2 separate regions of the Homo sapiens genome follow, and region 2 is linked to region 1. Evidence: read pairs that join two places in POLR2A ChIA-PET (ENCODE). Cell type or tissue: OCI-LY7. All regions are shown on one strand. Each heading gives the region's core, and the rest is flanking DNA. Links, peaks and the distances in the headings are about the cores only. Region 1 has its middle 12 kb from the start of ZFAND6. Region 2 overlaps ST20-MTHFS (ST20-MTHFS readthrough).

Region 1 (10,468 bases), core at 1,188-9,187:
TTTAGCTAGGTGTTCCCTTTTTGATGGATATTTAGCTTCCCTCCCTCCCTCCCTCCCTTCCCTCTTTTCCTCCCTCCTTTCTTCTCTCACTCCCTCCCTCTCTCCCACCTTTCCTACTTCCCTCCCTCCCTCTTTCCTTCCCTCCTTCCCTCCCTCCCTCTCTCCTTCCTTCCTTCCCTCCCTCCCTCCTTCCTTCCTGTCTACCAACCTGTCTATTGTTATTACAAACAATGGTGTTAGGAATTTCTCTGCACTCACTTCTTTGAGTATTTCTGTAGCCTAGACTACTAAAAGCACAATTACTAGGTCAGAGGTAGGTGCACTTAAATTTTAAAAACTATTGCCTTCTAGTATTTTTATGCCCCAAACTGAATGACTGACAGTCCTTGTTTCATCATGACCTTTCTGGCTTTAAGTATAGTTAAAACAATTTTCTAGCTTTGAAGGCAAGGTATGGTATCTCATTGTTTGTTTCCTTTGCATTTCTTTGCTTACTAGCTAGATTGAACATGTTTACCACTTTGTTTGCCAATTACTTTTGGTTGCTTGCTAATTATCTGTTTGTGTCCTTACTCATTTATCTATTGCAAAAGACCAACTACTTTTAGCCATGACTGGATTAGATAACTAATTAGATAACTTATTGTTTACTAAGCATTTTTTTTGTGCCAGACACTATGCTAAGCACTTTGCACAGACTATTTTTCATTTAATTAACTTAGCGAAGAAGATATTGTTATCTCCACTTTAAAGATAAGAGACTAAGGCTTAGAGAACTAGAACAACATAGATCACTCACCTGGGTGAGTTGAAGGTGCCACAGTTTGAGCCCAGCACTGACTACTCAGTCCTCTAACCACTCAGTTGTATTGTCACAAGGGTGTCTTGAAACTTCTTTAACATGTGATTTGTTGACTGATTCATTCATTTAATGAACACTGATTTCCCACACTGGGGCAAGCACATATCTGCCTGGCACCCAGGCCACAGTGGGTTTGCAAGGTGCTACCTATAAGCTCTACACATATAGTGTGGCATGAATGCTAAGCTTTGGACTGATAGGGACAAGCAGAGGGAGCTGTTACTAGAACCTGGAAAGAGTGGCTGGGTGGAAAAGGCCATTGACAGGAGAATGGCTTTGGTAGAAGAGTGTCACCAATCTTTTATGACCAGCAGCACTAGAACCAGAATAAACACCTATCCTGACACTCCTCCCTCCCTCCCATCTCCTGCCAGTGCTTCCCATGCACCAGACACCACTGGAGGCTAAAGGACAAGGATATTCACTGAGGAAGTCCATTTGGGTCAGCCTCTCAGGGTACAGAGTTGGGGAGGGCATGATAAAATATATCTAGGCTGGTTGTGGTGGCTCACGCCTGTAATCCCAGCACTTTGGGAGGCTGAGGAGGGCGGATCACTGGAGGTCAGGAGTTTGAGACCATTCAGGACAACATGATGAAAACCTGTCTCCACTAAAAATACAAAAATTAGCCAGGCATGGTGGGAGGTGCCTGTAATCCCAGCTACTCAGGAGGCTGAGGCATGAGAATTGCTTGAACCTGGGAGGCAGAGGTCACAGTGAGCCAAGAACGTGCCACTGAACTCCAGCCTGGGAGACAATGAGGCTCTATCTCAAAAAAAAAAAAAAAAAAAGAAAGAAAGAGAAAGTATATCTAGAGGGACAAACAGAAGACATCCATCACCTCGTCTTCTGCACGTGTGGTGGATTCCCAGCAATAGCTGGGGATCCAACCATTTTGCTCACTGGACCAGGTACACCTTAATAGTGGCCACTTGTGGGATCTACTGGGCCAAGGCCTAGACAAGGCAGGTCACTGATGCAAGTTCATTGGAGAGAAAATGGGTTTGCAGGGGTGTTTATGGGGTTACTGGGAATTTTACTCTTTTAATTTATTTTAACTTTTAGGTTCAGGGGTACATGTGCAGGATTGTTATATAGGTAAACTCACGTCGCAGGGGTTTGTTGTACACATCACTTCATCACCCAGGTACTAAGCCTAGTACCCAATAGTTACATTTATTTATTTTCGAGACAGGGTCTTGCTATGTTGCCCAAGCTGGAGTGCAGTGGCACAAACATGGCTCACTGCAGCCTTGACCTCCCAGGCTCCCAAGTAGCTAGGACCTCAGCTCCCAAGTAGCTAGGACCACAGGTGTGTGCCACCATACTTGACTACTTTTTTAATTTTTTAATTTAGCAATATGCATTTAAATTCATCCATCTTTTCACATTTTGATAGCTCACGTCTTTTTATTGTTGGATACTATTCCATTGTACAGATATATCACACTGTATGCATCCATTCACCTATTGAAGAGCACCTTGGTTGCTTCCAGTTTTCGGCAATTTTGAATAAAGTTGCCATGAACATTTGTTTGCAGTTTTTTGCATGGATAGACATTTTCAAATCAGTGGGGTAAATACCAACAAGCGTGATTGCTGGATCATACGGTAACTCTATGTTGATCTTTGTAAAAAAATTGCCGAACTCCCTTCTAGGTGGCTGTATAATTTTGCATTTCCCATCAGCCATGAATGAGAATTCCTGTTGCTCCACATTTTTGCCAGAAACTTGTGTTTTAGGTTTTTGGATTTTAGCTATTCTAATAGGTGCATAATGATACCTCTTGTTTTAATTTGCATTTCCCTAATGACAAATGATGTTGGACATTTTTTTCCATATGCTTATTTGCCATGTGTATATATTATTCTTTGGTAAAGTATCTATTCAGATATTTCACTCTTTTTTTTTTCGAGACGGAGTCTGGCTCGGTCGCCCAGGCTGGAGTGCAGTGGCGCGATCTCGGCTCACTGCAAGCTCCGCCTCCCGTGTTCAGGCCATTCTCCTGCCTCAGCCTCCGAGTAGCTGGGACTACAGGCGACAGCCACCTTGCCCAGCTAATTTTTTGTATTTTTAGTAGAGACGGGGTTTCACTGTGTTAGCCAGGATGGTCTCGATCTCCTGACCTTGTGATCCGCCCGCCTTGGCCTCCCAAAGTGCTGGGATTACAGGCGTGAGCCACCGCGCCCGGCCTAAAGTAGTATTTAAATCAATTAGAAGCCATAAGAAAGAGTAGAATTGATAAGTAAATACAAGATGGTGGCTGGGTGTGGTGGTTCATACCTGTAATCCCAGCATTTTGGGAGGCTGAGATAGGAGGATTACTTGAGCCCAGGAGTTTACAACCAGCCTGGGCAACTAGGGAGACCTCGTCTCTACAAATAAAAATAAAAATAGGCCGGGTGCTGTGGCTCACGCCTCTAATCCAAGCACTTTGGGAGGCCGAGACAGGCATATCAGCAGGTCAGGAGTTCAAGACCAGCCTGGCTAGCATGGTGAAAACCCGTCTCTACTAAAAATCCAAAAAATTACCTGGGCGTGGTGGTGCACGCCTGTAGTCCCAGGTACTCGGGAGGCTGAGGCAGGAGAATGGCTTGAACCCAGCAGGCGGAGGTTGCAGTGAGCCGAAATCACACCACTGCACTCCAGCCTGGGCAACAGAGCAAGACTCCGTCTCAAAAAAAATAAAATAAAATATAAATAAATAAAAATAAGTTACCTAGGCAAGGTAGTGTGAGCCCGTGGTCCCAGCTACTCAGGAAGCTGAGGTGGGAAGATCACTTGAGCCAGGGAGTTCGAGGCTGCAATAAGTCTGATTGCATTACTGCACTCCAGCCTGGGTGACAGAGTGAGATCCTGTTTTAAAAACAAACAAAAAAAAAGATGAAACTTTTTTTTTTTTTTTTTTTTTGATACGGAGTCTGGCTCTGTCACCCAGGCTGGAGTGCAGTGACGCCATCTCGGCTCACTGCAAGCTCCGCCTCTCAGGTTCACGCCATTTTCCTGCCTCAGCCACCCGAGTAGCTGGGACTACAGGCGCCCACCACCACGCCTGGCTAATTTTTTGTGTTTTTAGTAGAGACGGGTTTTCACCATGCTAGCCAGGATGGTCTCGATCTCCTGACCTCATGATCCACCCGCCTCAGCCTCCCAAAGTGCTGGGATTACAGGCGTGAGCCACCACGCACAGCCTGAAACATTTTTAAAAAGATAACATAAACAGATAATCCTTTGAATCCTAGTCAAGGAGCAGGAATAATTACAATTAGAATGAAGAAAGGGCTATACAATTAGGTATAGGATAGTTCTATGTGTTGAGAACAGCTAGCCTGGCCATCACAATAATGCTGTTAGATGTCCTGCCTGAATGAACCCAGTGGGATGTTCCCTGAGAGGCATTATGGGGCAGCATTCCCTATCCTCATTTGGTTACTGTATCAAGTGCTTGGTTTTGCATCTCAGAATGCTGATTTTGTCATCAGATCCATTTCTCAGGCAGACTCACAATAGCCAAGTTCATAAGACTGATGTATAAATCTAAGTACCAATTTATAAATTAAAAATGAGAAATATAACTGAGGCTGGAAAACAGCCCAATCATATTAATCACAACAAAGGAAGTCTGTTAGATAAATTGAGCATTTCTAATAACAAGACATCCTTGTGAAGAATGTAAACTAGATAAAAATGTTCATTTTACAATAAGGATCACCTTGTCAGCTGGACCAGCATATGTGAAATTCAGCCACTGAAACTGCCTATCCCCTGGACCGTGCTGAGATGAACACTGCTGATTATTGCATCTCTGACTCTCCTTTGTCTCTGCTTCTACGAGGACCAACCTTCCCCTCTTTATGATTGACACTGGCTTGTTTCAGATAGGTCAGTGCATTCTAAAGGCAAATGAACAACGGCAGTCCTAGGAGCCGCTCCATCATTTTAGTTACAGAGCTCATGGACATAGATCCATGGTCTGCAGACAGGTTCTGGGAGATACGGGAACTTTCTAAACTAGATGGAAAGCTTTACATATAGTTTTTGCAGTTTTCTAAGGAGAGAATCTACAGGCTTCATGAGACCCTCAAAGAGGCCCACAAACTAAAAACAACAATTAAAATCTTCAAACATCTCTACTGTGATCTTTTTGAGTTGGGTTTGCAGTTTAATTCTCAGTAATTTTATCCTCATGCTCAGAAGAAACTCACATTTGCCCCAGGGTGCTGACAGCACAAGTATATATTAACAAATAAATTTGAGGCCAGGTGCAGTGGCTCACGCCTGTAATCCCAACACTTTGGGAGGCCGAGGTGGGCAGATCACAACAAGGTCAGGAGTTCAAGACCAGCCTGACCAACATGGTGAAATCCTGTCTCTACTAAAAATACAAAAATTAGCCGGTATGGTGGTGCATGCCTGTAATCCCAGCTATTCAGGAGGCTGAGGTAGGAGAATCGCTTCAACCCGGGAGGCAGAGGTTGCAGTGAGCTGAGATCACACCACTGCACTCCAGCCTGGGTGACACAGCGAGACTCCATCTCAGAAAAAAAACAAAAACAAAAACAAAACAAATAATTTCAATGAAATAGGCAAATTTCTATAAAAATACATACTATCAAAATTGATAAAACATGGAGTGAAAAACCTGACTGGACCAGTAAGTCAGGCAGAGACTGAGAACGTTTTCAAGCATAATGTTGGAAAGCAATCTCACACATGGAAATATGTAGTATGGAGAATGCAAGCATCATGGGGAAGACTGGAAATCATAAACATACTCATTTCTGGAACTGTCTATGGGCCCATGGGGCAAAGCAATGGGTATGCCTGCATCCAATCATCTTAAAGTATAGGGGGAACTTGGGACCTGGAGAACAGGGGAGAAGGATTTAGTCCAAGTGAGCCTTTGAGTCCATCTTGCCTTGCTTGCTGCTGGTGGAGGGAGAGTATTTGAATACTAACCCTTTCAGGAGCAGATCTTTTCAGACCCTTCCTGTCTTGCCCAGAGGAACTACTGCTAAACAAGAGAACACACATGAGTAAGACTGCCGGGGACACCAGCGGATGAAGCAACAGAACTAACAACGAAACAAACAGCATAGACTCCCATGCTGACTTAGTTGGCATTCTGGTTTTCTCTCTCTGAGCATAAGTATCCTTTGGCCTGAGTAAATTTCCTGGAATTATCATAAAAGGGAGGATAAAAGAGGGTAAGGGAAGGTAAAATGGGAGTTTAGAATCATTTAACGTAAGCTCATTTGATACTACTGATGAATTGGGCTACATCAGGTAGATATAGATGAAAAATCTAAACTAAAACATTAACAGATGTAATTAAACAACATAATGAAAGAAAAACTCACTATAGTTGTGCTAAGCATATCAATAATACAAGAAAAATTCAATAAGTAAGCCTATTAATATACTACTTTAAAACTATAGATCAAATATAAAAATGATCATCTTTGACCAGGCATGGTGGCTCACACCTGTAATCCCAGCACTTTGGGATACTGAGGCGGGTGGATCACAGGGTCAGGAGTTCGAGACCAGTCTGGCCAACATAGTGAAACCCTGTCTGTACTAAAAACACAAAAATTAGCCGGGGATGGTGGCACATGTCTGTAGTCCCAGCTACTCGGGTGGCTAAAGCAGGAGAATCGCTTGAACCCGGGAAGCGGAGGTTGCGGTGAGCCGAGATCGTGCCACTGCACTCCAGCCTGGGCGACAAAACAAGACTCCGTCTCAAAAAAAAAAAAAAAAAAAAAATCATCTTTATGGAAGGGAAAAATCAGTCAATACAATTCAATAGCCATTTCTAACAAAAATTAATTATAAAAATAGATGGTACCTCTTTAGCATCACTTTTTTAAAAATTGCAATAAAATATACAGAGCCCAAAATTTACCATCTTAACCATTTTTAAGTGTACAGTCGGTGGCATTAAGGACATTCACTTTCTAGTGCAGCCATCACCGCCATCTATCTCCACAATTCTTTTCATCTTGCAAAACTGAAACTCTGTACATATTAAACAATGACTGTCCATTCCTCCCTCCCCTCAGCCCTTGGCAACCATCATTCTACTTTCTGTCTCTATGAATTTGATAACTCTAGGTACCCCATCTAAACAGTCATACAGTATATGTCTTTTTGAGACTGGTTTATTTCGCTTAGCATAATGTCCCCCAGGTTCATCAGTGTTGTTGTATGTGTCAGAATTTCCTTCCTTTTTAAGGTGGAATAATATTCCATCTCATACATATACACCACATTTTGTGTATCCATTCATCTGTCAATGGACACAGGATGCTTCCACCTTTTGGCATTGTGAATAATGCTGCTTGAATATCCGTGTATAAATATCTCTTTGAGACCCTGCTTTCAGTTCTTTTGGTTATATGCCCAGAAGTGTAATTGCTGAATCATACAGTAATTCTAATTTTTTGTGGCTGCACTATTTTACACTCCCACCATCAGTGCATAAGAGTTCCAATTTCTCCACATCTTTGCCAACACTTATTGTTCTGTTTATATAGTAGTCATCCTTGGAACACATTATTATTATTATTTATTATTATTATTATTATTATTATTATTATTATTATTATTATTATTTTGAGACAGAGTCTTGCTCTGTCGTCCAGGCTAAGTGCACTGGCGCAATCTCGGCTCACTGCAACCTCCGCCTCCCGGGCTCAAGCAATTCTCCTGCTTCAGCCTCCCAAGTAGCTGGGACTATAGGCGCACGCCGCCACACCCAGCTAATTGTTTTTGTATTTTAGTAGAGACGGGGTTTCACCATGTTGCCCAGGCTGGTCGCGAACTCCTGAGCTCAGGCATTCCGCCTGCCTTGGCCTCCCAAAGTGCTGGGATTACAGGTGTGAGCCACCGCGTCTGGCCAGAACACATTTTTTTTTTTCTTTTTGAGATGGAGTCTCGCTCTGTTGCCGAGGCTGGAGTGCAGTGCCTGCGATTTCGCTCACTGCAACCTCCGCCTCCCAGATTCAAGCGATTCTCCTGCCTCAGCCTCCTGAGTAGCTGGGACTATAGGCGTGCGCCACCATGCCCAGCTAATTGTTGTATTTTTAGTGGAGAGGAGGTTTCACCATGTTGGCCAGGATGGTCTAAATCTCTTGACCTCGTGATCCACCCACCTCGGCCCCCCAAGGTGCTGGGATTACAGGTGTAAGCCACCACGCCCAGCCGAGAACACAATTTTTTAAAAAGACATTTATTCCAAATAAATCAGCATTTGCCAGAAACTAGTCTATAATGGAATGTCATATCAATATTATCATATCAACAACATGATATATCGATCAATATTGTCATATCAATAATATCAATATTATTTAATTTTGCTTTAAAATTCTGGCTACATCAGTAAGACATGAAACATAAATAAAAATATAAATATTTTAAAGAAAAAGAGAAAATACTATTTTAGTTATATTAACAAAAAACAAAGCAGGCTGGGTGCCTGTAATCCTAGCACTTTGAGAGGCCAAGGCAGGCGGATGGCCTGAGGTCAGGAGTTTGAGAACAGTCTGGTCACCATGGTGAAACCCGGTCTCTACTAAAAATACAAAAAAAAAAGCGGGACATGGTGGGGTGCGCCTGTAATCCCAGCTACTCGGGAGGTTGAGGCAGGGGAATTGCTTGAACCAGAGAGGTGGAGGTTGCAGTGAGCTGAGATCGTGCCACTGCACTCCAGCCTGGGCGACAGAGCAAGACTCTGTCTCAAAAAACAAACAAACAAACATACAAACACACAAAAACAAAGCAATCAACTGAAAAATTATTTAAAATATTTTTTAAGGATGGGGTGTGGTGATATACATCTGTAATTCCAGTACCTTGGGAGTTTGAAGCAAGAGGATTTGCTTGAGCCCAGGAGTTTGAGACCAGCCTGGGCAAAACAGTGGTAGCCCGTCTCTACAAAAAATTTTACAATTAGCTAGGCATGGTGTTGTGCACCTGTAGTCCCAACTACCTGGGAGGCTGAGGTTGGAGGGTTGCTTGAGCCCAGGAGGTTGAGGCTGCAGTGAGCTATGATTGTGCCACTGCACTCCAGCCTGGGAGACAAAGCAAGACTGTCTCAAAAAAAAAAAAAAAAAAAAAAAAAAATATATATATATATATATATATATATATATATATATATACATACACTATATATATATATATACACACACACTATATATATATATACATACACTATATATATATATATACACACATACACTATATATATATATATTTTTTTCTAACCAGTTTAGTGGTTAGGTATACAATAGATATACAGAATTAAATAGCGTTGTAATATATTATCAATGACTAGCTTGAAAATATAAAAAAATTTCATCCACAGTTTCAACAAATCATAAGTGAATTATTAACAAAAAAATAATGCTCATAAGCATTTCTCTTTAATATTTCACTGTTAAGTTAAGGAAACAAAAATATGAGAAATGTTTTTTTTAAAAGCTGAACAAATGAGGAAAAAAGACAGCAGATTTCTTTTTTTCTTTTTTTCTTTTTTTTGAGACAGAGTCTGTCTCTGTCGCCCAGGCTGGAGTGCAGTGGCGCGATCTCGGCTCACTGCAACCTCCGCCTCCCAGGTTCATGGCATTCTCCTGCCTCAGCCTCCAGAGTAGCTGGAACTACAGGCACCTGCCACCATGCCTGGCTAATTTTTTTTGTATTTTTAGTAGAGACGGGGTTTCACTGTGTTAGCAGGTTTGGTCTCGATCTCCTGACCTCGTGATCCGCCTGCCTCGGCCTCCCAAAGTGCTGGGATTACAGGCGTGAGCCACCGTGCCTGGCCCGACAGCAGATTTCTTAATGGGCCATCCAGATACTGTGAAGATGAAAATATTTCTCCCTGCTCCCCCAAATTGTTTTTGGCAAATGCAATTCCAATTCAAATCTTGGCAGGATATTTCTTAAACAACTGATTAAATTATTCTAGAGTTAACCTAGAGGCATAAACAGATCAGATTTTCAAACAAAATTCAGAAAAAGAGCAATGGATAGTAAAAAGACAAGCTCTAGTAGACACTAAAGCATATTATATAGCAATGAGATTAAAATGTCATGGGTCTTGAATAAAAACACGCTGTTGAAGCAAAAATAGCAAGAATAGTGGAAAAACTCAGATCTAGAATTTATTATGTATAAAAAGTTGACATATGCTAAAGAAGGCCTCACACAAAACCATGGGGAAAAGGAGAGTTGATATATTTGTTAGAACAATTGATTAGAGATGGCCGGGTGCAGTGGCCTGTAATCCCAGCACTTTGGGAGGCCGAGATGGGTGCATCATGAGGTAAAGAGATCAAGACCAGCCTTGCCAACATGGCGAAACCCTGTCTCTACTAAAAATATAAAAATTAGCTGGGCGTGGTAGCACGTGCCTGTAGTCCCAGCTACTTGGGAGACTGAGGCACGAGAATTGCTTGAACACAGGAGGCCAAGGTTGTGGTGAGCCGAAACTGCACCACTGCACTCAAGCCTGGGTCACAGAGAGAGGCTTTGTCTCAAAATAAAACAAAAGCAAAAGAACAATTGGTTAGAGACTTGGAAATGGAACAATTTACATGCTT
Region 2 (9,541 bases), core at 1,365-9,364, 170 kb before region 1:
TGGCAGTTTTACCAATATGGGGCTGGCTGGAAAAAACAGCAGCTCTGCTGCCAGAAGGGGCAGACTTAACTTGTGGTAGGGGGCTTTGTGAGCTAAACATAGGAATATTACAGGAAAAATTACAGCTTTACTTGCCAAGGTTGTAATCCCAGTTGGTGTAAGAGCATAATGGGAATGTAATGTGGCTATACTAAAATAAGAGGTCCATAGAAGGGCTGAGATAAACTCTTCCTACATACCTGGCTGACTAGAAACTATAGGGATATGCAGGGAAGATCTGAGAGAGCTTGGCAGAGAGTAACAGCCAAGGACAACTAGAGAAGTGCTAAAACTTGAATGCACTCTGCAACTCACAGACAGATCAATCAGTGGAGCTTCATGCATTCCAGTGTTTGAAAACAACTACTATCTAAATCACTGGCTCAGAATCACTTCTAGAATGGCAGAGTAGAAAACTAAAAATCTGCTCCTTAATAAAACCAGCAAGAACATTGGGAAAAATGGTCAAAATCAACTTTTCAAAACTCTAGAAATTAGTCAAAGGCTTACACCAATCTAAATGTTTATTCTCTGTAAGAACAGTGAGCTTTGTGCCTTTTCAACTTGCCCCATTCCCATCCCCCTCTCCCCAGCTTCATGGTAGACTTGAAAATCAACAGCCTTACAACTAAAATAGCTGTGACAACCACCAACAGCCTGGCAGCCAATGGAGGGGCAGAACAGGTTTGGAGCTCAACAAAAGCTCCATCCCAGAAAACTGTCACTAATTAATTTGTCTGGCAGTTCCCTGAAAAGGTGCATTGTCAGGTCTTATCTTTACTTGATCTGACTCATAGCTCTCTCCATGCAAAAAGCCCTAGCCCTAGGACATTTATTTTAAAAATCAATGGCAATTGTTTAATATCACAGCTGTCTGGGGCAGGAATCCAGTTAGTGCTAACAAGAGGCTGACCAAAAAACTTAAAAGGAAAAACTGGGGAAGAAGATGTCCTGAGGAGCCTTTGAAAAGCTCCGACATATTCCAGGGAATCTAGAAGGCTATCTCAGGGCTGTTCCTTGCTGAAAAAAAGAATTCAGCGATATTTCTCCTATTCGCTTTTGTAAGAGGAGAAATATGGCTCTGTTCTGCCCGGCTCTCAGGCAGTCAGACCTGATGGTTATCTCCCTTGTTCCCTGAACATCGCTGTTATCCTGTTCTTTTTTCAAGGTGCCCAGATTTCATATTGTTTAAACACACATGCTTTACGAACAATTTGTGCAGTTAACGCAATCATCACAGGGTCCTGAGGCGACACACATCCCCAGCTTACAAAGATGATGGGATTAAGAGATTAAAATAAAGACAGGCATAGGAAATCACAAGAGTATTGATTGGGGAAGTGACAAATGTCCATGAAATCTTCACAGTTTATGTTCAGAGACTGCAGTAAAGACAGGTGTAAGAAATTATAAAAGTATTAATTTCGAGAACTAATAAATGTCCATGAAATCTTCACAATTTATGTTCTTCTGCCATGGCTTCAGCCGGTCCCTCCGTTCAGGGTCCCTGACTTCCCGCAACAAAAGCGACAAAAAAAAAAAAAAATCACTAGAGATCCTCAGATCCTCATAAGATTAACAGCTGAATTGTCAATGGCAACCTGGAGGCCAGAAGGCAGTGAAAATAACACATTCAAAGTGCTGAATGAAAAACACTGCCAGCCAAGAATTCTATCTCCAGCAAAGCTGTCCTTCAAAAACAGAGAAGACACAATGCCAAGACAATGCAATACGGAAAGAATCATCTTTTTAAAGACAGTGCTGGGACAACCAAATATCCATATACAAAAGAATAAGTTGGCCCCAACTTATACCATTTACAACAATTCACTCAAAATACATCAAAGACCTAAATGTAAGAGCTAAAACAATAAAACTCTTAGAAAAAAACGGAGGCATAAATCTTCATGACCTTGGATTAGGCAATGGTTTCTTAGCTATGATACCAAAAGCACAAGTAGCAAAAAATTATTACATAGGACTCCATCAAAATCAAAAACTTTGCTTCAAAGTTCACCATCAAGAGAGTGAAAAAACACAATGGGAGAAATATTTGCAAATCACATATCTGACAAGGAACTTATTATCCAGAACACATAAAAAACTTAGATAACACAACAGTAAAAAGGCAATGTAATTAAAATTGGGCAAAAGATTTGAATATTTGAAGAAACAATCATTGGCTCACCACTAAGCTATATGGACATAGGAGCAGCACCTAGGAAGCCAGGCCAAAAAATAAATAAGCACACAAAAATTGAGCAGAGATATCTATAGACACATATCATAGGGAGATATGTGCTAACTGGCTAAGAGCAAGCTAGTTACCAAAAAACAAACAAACACTTCAAAAAGTAAATCAGAATCCAGAGATACTACAAGATATTATCAAAAAGATTTCAACAACAAAAAAAATATAGGATATGCAAAGAAACAAGAAAGTGACCTATAATCAAGGTGGGGGAAATCAGTCAAGGAAAATGAAGTCTAAGTGGGCCAAGATATTCAATTTAGCAAAGACATCAAAGCAGCCATTATGAATATGAGCCAAGAATTAAAGAAAATTCTGTTCAAAAAAACTAAAGTAGGCCAGGCGCAATGGCTCATGCCTGTAATCCCAGCACTTTGGGAGGCCGAGGTGGGCAGATCACAAGGTCAGGAGATCGAGACCATCCTGGCTAACATGGTGAAACCCGGTCTCCACTAAAAATACAAAAAAAAATTAGCCGGGCGTGGTGGCAGGCACCTGTAGTCCCAGCTACTCAGGAGGCTGAGGCAGGAGAATGGTGTAAACCCAGAAGGCAGAGCTTGCAGTGAGCCAAGATCATGCCACTGCACTCCAGCCTAGGTGACAGTGTGAGACTCCATCCCAAAAAAAAAAAAAAAAAAGTAAAGGAAACAAATGTTCCTAGAATTAAATGAATATATGACACCAATGACTCAACAAATAAAGAATATCAATGAAGAAACTGAAACTTTCAATAAGTATCAAACTCTACAGTTGAAAAGTTCAACAACTGGCAGGGCACAATGACTCATGCCTATAATCCCAGCACTTTGGGAAGCCAAGGCAGGTGGATCACGAGGTCAAGAGATCGAGACCATCCTGGCCAACATGGTGAAACTCCATCTCTACTAAAAATACAAAAATTAGCTGGGTGTGGTGGCACGTGCCTGTAGTCCCAGCTACTCAAGAGGCTGAGGCAGGAGAATCACTTGAACCCAGGGACCAGAGGTTGCAGTGAGCTGAGATTGCACCATTGCACTCCAGCCTGGGCGACAACAGTGAAACTCCTTTTTTAAAAAAAAAAGAAAAGTACAACTACTGAAATAAAAAATGCACTACATGGATTCAACAATGGGTTTGAGATGATGGAAGAAAAAAGGCAGTGTACTTAAAGACAGATCTACAGAAATTATCCAACGTGAAAAAAGAAAAAAAAGACTGAAGAAAAATGAACACAGCCTAAGTGACTTGTGGGACAATATCAAGAATACCAATATACTATACATGGAATAAGAGTCCTAGAAGGAGAAGAGAGACAATGTGGCAGGAAAAAAATTTTTTTTGAAAAATAATGGCTGAGAACCTCCTATAGTTGATGAAAAAATTAATCTACAGACCCAAGAAGCTCAATAAATCCCATATAGGATAAAACTAAAGAAATCTACACATGCCAGGCACGGTGGCTCATGCCTGTAATCCCAGCACTTTGGGAAGCCACGGCGGGTGGATCACGAGGTCAGGAAATCAAGACCATCCTAGCCCACATGGTGAAACCCCATCTCTACTAAAAATACAAAAAAATTAGCCAAGCGTAGCAGTGCACACCTGTAGTCCTAGCTACTTGGGAGGCTGAGGCAGGAGAATTGCTTGAACCCGGGAGGCAGAGGCTGCAGTGAGCCAAGATCATGTCACTGCACTTCAGCCTGGTGACAGAGCGAGACTCTATCTCAAAAAAAAAAGAAAAGAAATCTACATTTTTACACATCAGAGTCAAACTGCTGAAAGAGAAAAATAACTTATTATAAAAAGGGAAATACAAAAATAGAATGAATGATGACTTCTCATCAGAAACAATGGAGGCCACAAGGCAGAAGAATAACATTGAACATGCTGAAAGGAAAAAAAATACATATGTCAACTAAGAATTTCATATTCAGCAAAACCCTTTCAAAAATAGAGGCAGAATAAGACATTCCTAGATAAACAAAAACTGAGAGAATTAATTACTGGCAGAGCTGTCTGAGAAAGACTAAAGAAAATCCTTTGGGCCAAAAGGAAATTACACTGGATGGTAACTTGAATTCACAGGAAAGAATGAAGAACACTGGAAACAGTAAGTAGGAAGGTAAACACAAAAGACTGGTTTTTTCTCTTTTCTTCTATTCCTTTTTAAAACATAAGAGTTCTTAAAGCAATAATTATAATACTATTTGTTAGATTTATAGTACATACAGATGTAACTTATACTGTCGTGTGAATTAGGAGGACAAGAGAGACCTCGGGGTAAACCAGGAGGATCTTTTCTGAGTGCACTCAGACCCAGCAGACTCAACATCCAAAAACTGAGCCAAGAACAAAGACAGCACTTGACGCTTATACACACTTCTAAAAGGGGATGGGCTAACTTGAGTCAAGCTTACACTGGCGCAAAGCAAAAGCAAGGATACAGAGGCAAGACAAGACGGTTAATCAAATTGTAACAGGTTCATAACTCAGGATTACACATGACCATTGCTATGCAACTCAGATGGCCATTATCTAGTTTGCCGTAGTGCCTAGCAAGGCTTATTCCATGGCCTTCACTATGGTGCCCAGGTGGCCGTATCTCAGGCCTGCTCAGTTGCTTTATGACCATCACTCCACTGCTTAGATAAAACAGAATACTAGAAGTCACTAGTTACAGGGAACAGGAATCTATAAACTCATACTGTAAAACAAAGAGAAATTTGTTTTTCTTCTCCCTATGTGGAGGGAGTGGTGGGAGAGTCTCCAGAGCACATTCTTCTGTGTCCTGGCTTCTTAGATAGTATTATCAAGACTTTTCCTGGGTTTCAGCTGTGCTTGTTGCTGCCTCTGGGACAAGTCAGCCTAGCACAGGAAAGCTTATTCCCTTTTTTTTTTTCTTTCTTTCTTTAATTTCCTGCCTCAATATGACAATAATAACATAAATGGGGAAGGAAGAATGGAATTATATAAGAGCAAAGTTGCTGTATTTTACTGGAGTCAGATGAATACTAATCTGAAACAGACTGTACTAAATAAAAGATGTAATCCCTCCAGAAACTGCAAAAACAATTTAATACATAGCTTAAAAATCAACAGAGGAACTAAAACAGCACATCAAAAAAAATTTAACACAAAAAATTTTCATTTTCATTTGTATCATGCTTTTCATTTGTATCATCCATTAGTGGAATTTTGAAATTCCACTAAATGACCAGTACTTCCCAAATTTTTCACTAAGGTAACTGCAGAGAAAGTTAAAATCCCTGGAGGGTCTGCCTGCAGGCCTGCCCACAGAGGCAAAGTTTTTGCTTTAATATTTTGTGTTTTACCTTTAAATTATTACCCTTTTTTTTTTTTTTTTTTTTTTTTGAGTCAGAGTCTCACTCTGTCCCCCAGGCTGGAGTCCAATGGTGTGATCTTGGCTCACTGCAACTTCCGCCTCCTGGGTTCAAGCAATTCTCCTGCCTCAGCCTCCTGAGTAGCTGGGATTACAGGCACCCACCAGCATGCCCAGCTAATTTTTTTCCTTAAAATTTGTGAATTTTATTTATCTTCTATATGCTACCTTTGTGATTGTATTTGTTATAAAACTAATGTGTGGTTTGTATGTTTATATGTTTGTTTTTCTGGTTTGTTTCTGCTAAAATGTTGAAGTAAAATTAATAGTTGAAGAAAATTTACCCAATAAGGCCTGTAATAGATGCATGCCTTCTTGAGAAGCAGAGGCCTAAATCAGTGGCTTTCAAACATTTTAGAAACTCAGTAAGAAAAACATCATGACCCATTTTATACACAGCACATGCATATACACACACACATGCACACATATATACACACAAAACTCTGACTAAAATCAAAATTTCTTTCCTAGCTCTTTCTTGTTTTTTAATTAATCACAGGACTTCTTACAAGTGATTCTGGTTCCCTGTGTCACTACACCCAAAGAACACTTAAATTTTTACAGTGGATTTGACTGCTTTAACCCAAAGTAATGACATGGGCAGTTAGGAAGATATTTTTTGTTTCTGTTCAATTTCCATCTCATGATTTGCTGCCTACTTCATCCAACAGTAAATTAGTTTATTCTGCTTTTGTTCTTTTTTTTCTTTTTAAGACGGAGTCTCGCTCTGTCGCCCAGGCTGGAGTGCAGTGGCATGATCTCAGCTCACTGCAAGCTCTGCCTCCTGGGTTCACACCATTCTCCTGCCTCAGCCTCCTGAGTAGCTGGGACTACAGGCACCCACCACCACGCCTGGCTAATTCTTTTTCTTTTTTTGTATTTTTTAGTAAAGACGGGGTTTCAACATGTTAGCCAGGATGGTCTCGATCTCCTGACCTTGTGATCCGCCTTCCTCAGCCTCCTGAAGTGCTGGGATTACAGGTGTGAGCCACTGCGCCCGGCCTCTGCTTGTTTATTTATGGATAATAATCAATACAATCTGGTTTTGTAGATGACGATTAACATAAAAGATAAACATTGATGGATCATGTGCTATTATATCTGCATTTCTTTGCAATACTATCAGTCATTCACTCAATATACAATTCTCAGCTGTACTTTAAAAAGGATATTTAAGTTACTGAAGAAAGAGATGGTACCTCAGATTCATCAGGGCACTGTGCTAAGCCCAAACACACCAAAAAAAAAATGTTTGAAGACTATTTATATGTTTCTCTAAAGGACCATCAGGTGAAAGTTACATGAAGCCATAAACTTAATATGGAGAGTACTTTTCTAACCTTTTATAAAGTGGGGTAAATGAAATGGGGTTCTCTATTAAATAGTGGACTCCTAATCCCTGCAAGTAGTAAAGCAAAAAAAAAAAACAAACAAAAAACTTTTAAACTACATATATAGGATATAATAAAGCAAATCCAATGACAAAAGGTATGCTGAGGTGTCAAAATACAGGGCGAAAACACAGGAGGAAGTGTTTAAATATGACTAAGAAATCTAAGAAGACTTTTGGAGGAGGCAGCATTTAAGCTGGGCATTCATTTACACACAGGTCTTTACTACCCTAGCTTGAAATTTAAGGTTCAGAGCAATAAACTAAAAAAAGAATTTATTTTTTCTAATTCCAACTTCACTCCTCTTAAAAATTCTGCCCTTCCTCTGAATTAAATGTATACACAAAAACATAGAAACCTAATAGACATTTTAATGTCTCAATTAAGGTGATAAAATAAAAATTGAATTGGAAAAGCAGTTTAAACACCTGAAGTTCTATATGTAGCGAGGTTTAAGTCACCTGGGTTAGTCCTTTTAAAGACAGTTAAGTGTTCAATAGTACATTCAATGAATCATTATGCTTGAGTAGAACATTTAGCAGGCTAGCCCATCTTGGCAAGAATAACAGGGCATAACCCCTAAGGAACTGTCTTTTAATCTTAATGGGCTGGGAGTTAACAAGAAGTAAATTACCATTCTCTGAAATGAGGATATATTCTAAAGCCGCTGCAAAAGATAAAATAGACAATTCTGGAACAGGTCCAAGGAAGCCTATCATGGGTGCACTTCTCATTCAAATGAAAGGCCCTGTTATAAATCAAAGCTGTAGCTGGTTCTTCCTGTGTATTTAGCCGAATACAAAATGACTGAAAAAAAAAAAAAAGCTTAACTTTGAGACCAGAGTACTTTTAGATACATGTGACTCAGTCCAAGTTCTTCCTTGGGAAAATATGACAATGTTCCCATGCATACAGTTACCAAGGGTACCTGTTCCATGAATAACGGTTTTAATGCAGTATGCTGTCAAGAGAGAGAAAATCTAGGTAGTAAAGCAATATTAATGAATGAAGTGTGAAGAAAAATGGCACTTCAAAGGGCACTGGAGTGGAAACCAGAACTGGGTGACCTCGCATTATCATTAACTGCCTGTGTGTCCTTGGGGAAGTGACAGCCTCCCTGGGTTGCAGTTATCCTATCTGAAAACAAAGAAGATGAAGCAAGGACAGTAAGGGTTCACTCTCCCTCCCACAGTGCCTAACTCAGGAGGCAATGTTCTCAATTGTCCAGAGAGGGAGGTCACCCAAAATGCCTACAATGGCATGTGCGATGTGCAAAAGCACATTCCAAAATTACAATTGCTTTCATTTACTTTTAGTCATAACTTATTTCAAAAGTTCAAATACAATTAGTGAGAACGATTTTTGTTAAGCTAAAGAAACACGTGTTAAAGGTTTGGAAACACTTTCAATGAGAAGATAAGCTGTAACTCATATTAAAATATCATACCATGTAGGATCTTATAACTACTTATTTCTTGGCTTAGTAAAAATTAAGCATTCTCATAGACATGCTGACAGTCACTGGTGGGACCAGTGGTGTTAGAGTCTCCACAGAATATTATTAAAAATACCCAGACTGTCAGAAAATAAATGTCTGTTATTTAAGCTGCACTGCCTGCCCCCAACAAAAAATAAAAAACAAACCCAGAGACTGGATTGAGAATACCACATTGACCCAGCAGCTGTTACAGCACTCGGGCTCAGGAACCAATCTAAGTATTACTCCATGTACTTAGCCTTACAGAAGAACACAGAAGAGGAGATATGGCAGGTTCAGCATCTTTACCTCATCCAGGGCCCAGCAGCTACCTCAGTACACTGCTTCTTTTGCCTCCTCACTCACACAGGGTGCAGCAAGAGCCAAGGGGCACATAGGTCACCTTCACACAGAGAAGCTGCAACTCCCATTTCCTGCCCATCTTTTATACAGATCTAGTTCCACAGACCCAAGGCTTCCATGCCAACTCACAGCTCCCAATTCAGGTGTAGTAGCACACAGTAACAGGCAGGTACAGGTACATCCCACATTATCACAACTCTATGGCTTCCCCAAAACTAGTGCTGAGAGAAGATAAGTTTCAAGGTTATTCCCCCAGGCAGGCCCAGCTTAGTCCGGGACCGATGTTAACTCTTTACTCACAAATATAAAAAATGTTGGTTGGGTGCAGTGGCTCACGCCTATAATCCCAGCACTCTGGGAGGCCAAGCCAGGAGGATTGCTTGAGGCCAGGAGTTCAAGATCAGCCTGGGCAACAGAGTAGACGTGTCTCTACAAAAAATTTAAAAATTAGTCAGGCATGGTAGTGTGTACCTGTAGTCCTGGCTACTCAGGAGGCTGAAGTTGGAGGATCACTTGAGCCCAGAAGTTCAAGGTTACAGTTAGCTATGATTACACCCCTGCACTCCAGTCTGGGTGAGAGAGTGAGACCTTGTCTCTAAAAACAACAAGTTACAGCGCCTTATAAAACAACTGACTCT

The links. Peaks named below come from ENCODE experiments on the same cell type or tissue, not always from the same donor. Only the 100,000 strongest peaks of a DNase experiment are listed, where the experiment ranks them.
Region 2: POLR2A ChIA-PET joins it to region 1 with 9 read pairs; 3 of 35 experiments call an interaction of 5 or more read pairs at or near these places.

Annotation. Positions count from the first base shown.
Region 1 is chr15:80,042,116-80,052,583 of GRCh38, forward strand. No RefSeq gene overlaps it. Among named protein-coding and RNA genes, the nearest start is that of ZFAND6, 12 kb to the right of the region's middle. In OCI-LY7, for the core only: no CTCF peak of the experiment used is centred there; no DNase peak of the experiment used is centred there.
Region 2 is chr15:79,873,705-79,883,245 of GRCh38, forward strand. The region is part of intron 3 of ST20-MTHFS (ST20-MTHFS readthrough); the gene reads right to left. The region is part of intron 2 of MTHFS (methenyltetrahydrofolate synthetase); the gene reads right to left. Among named protein-coding and RNA genes, the nearest start is that of MTHFS, 19 kb to the right of the region's middle. RefSeq lists a silencer at 543-837. In OCI-LY7, for the core only: no CTCF peak of the experiment used is centred there; a DNase peak (open chromatin) is centred at 4,587.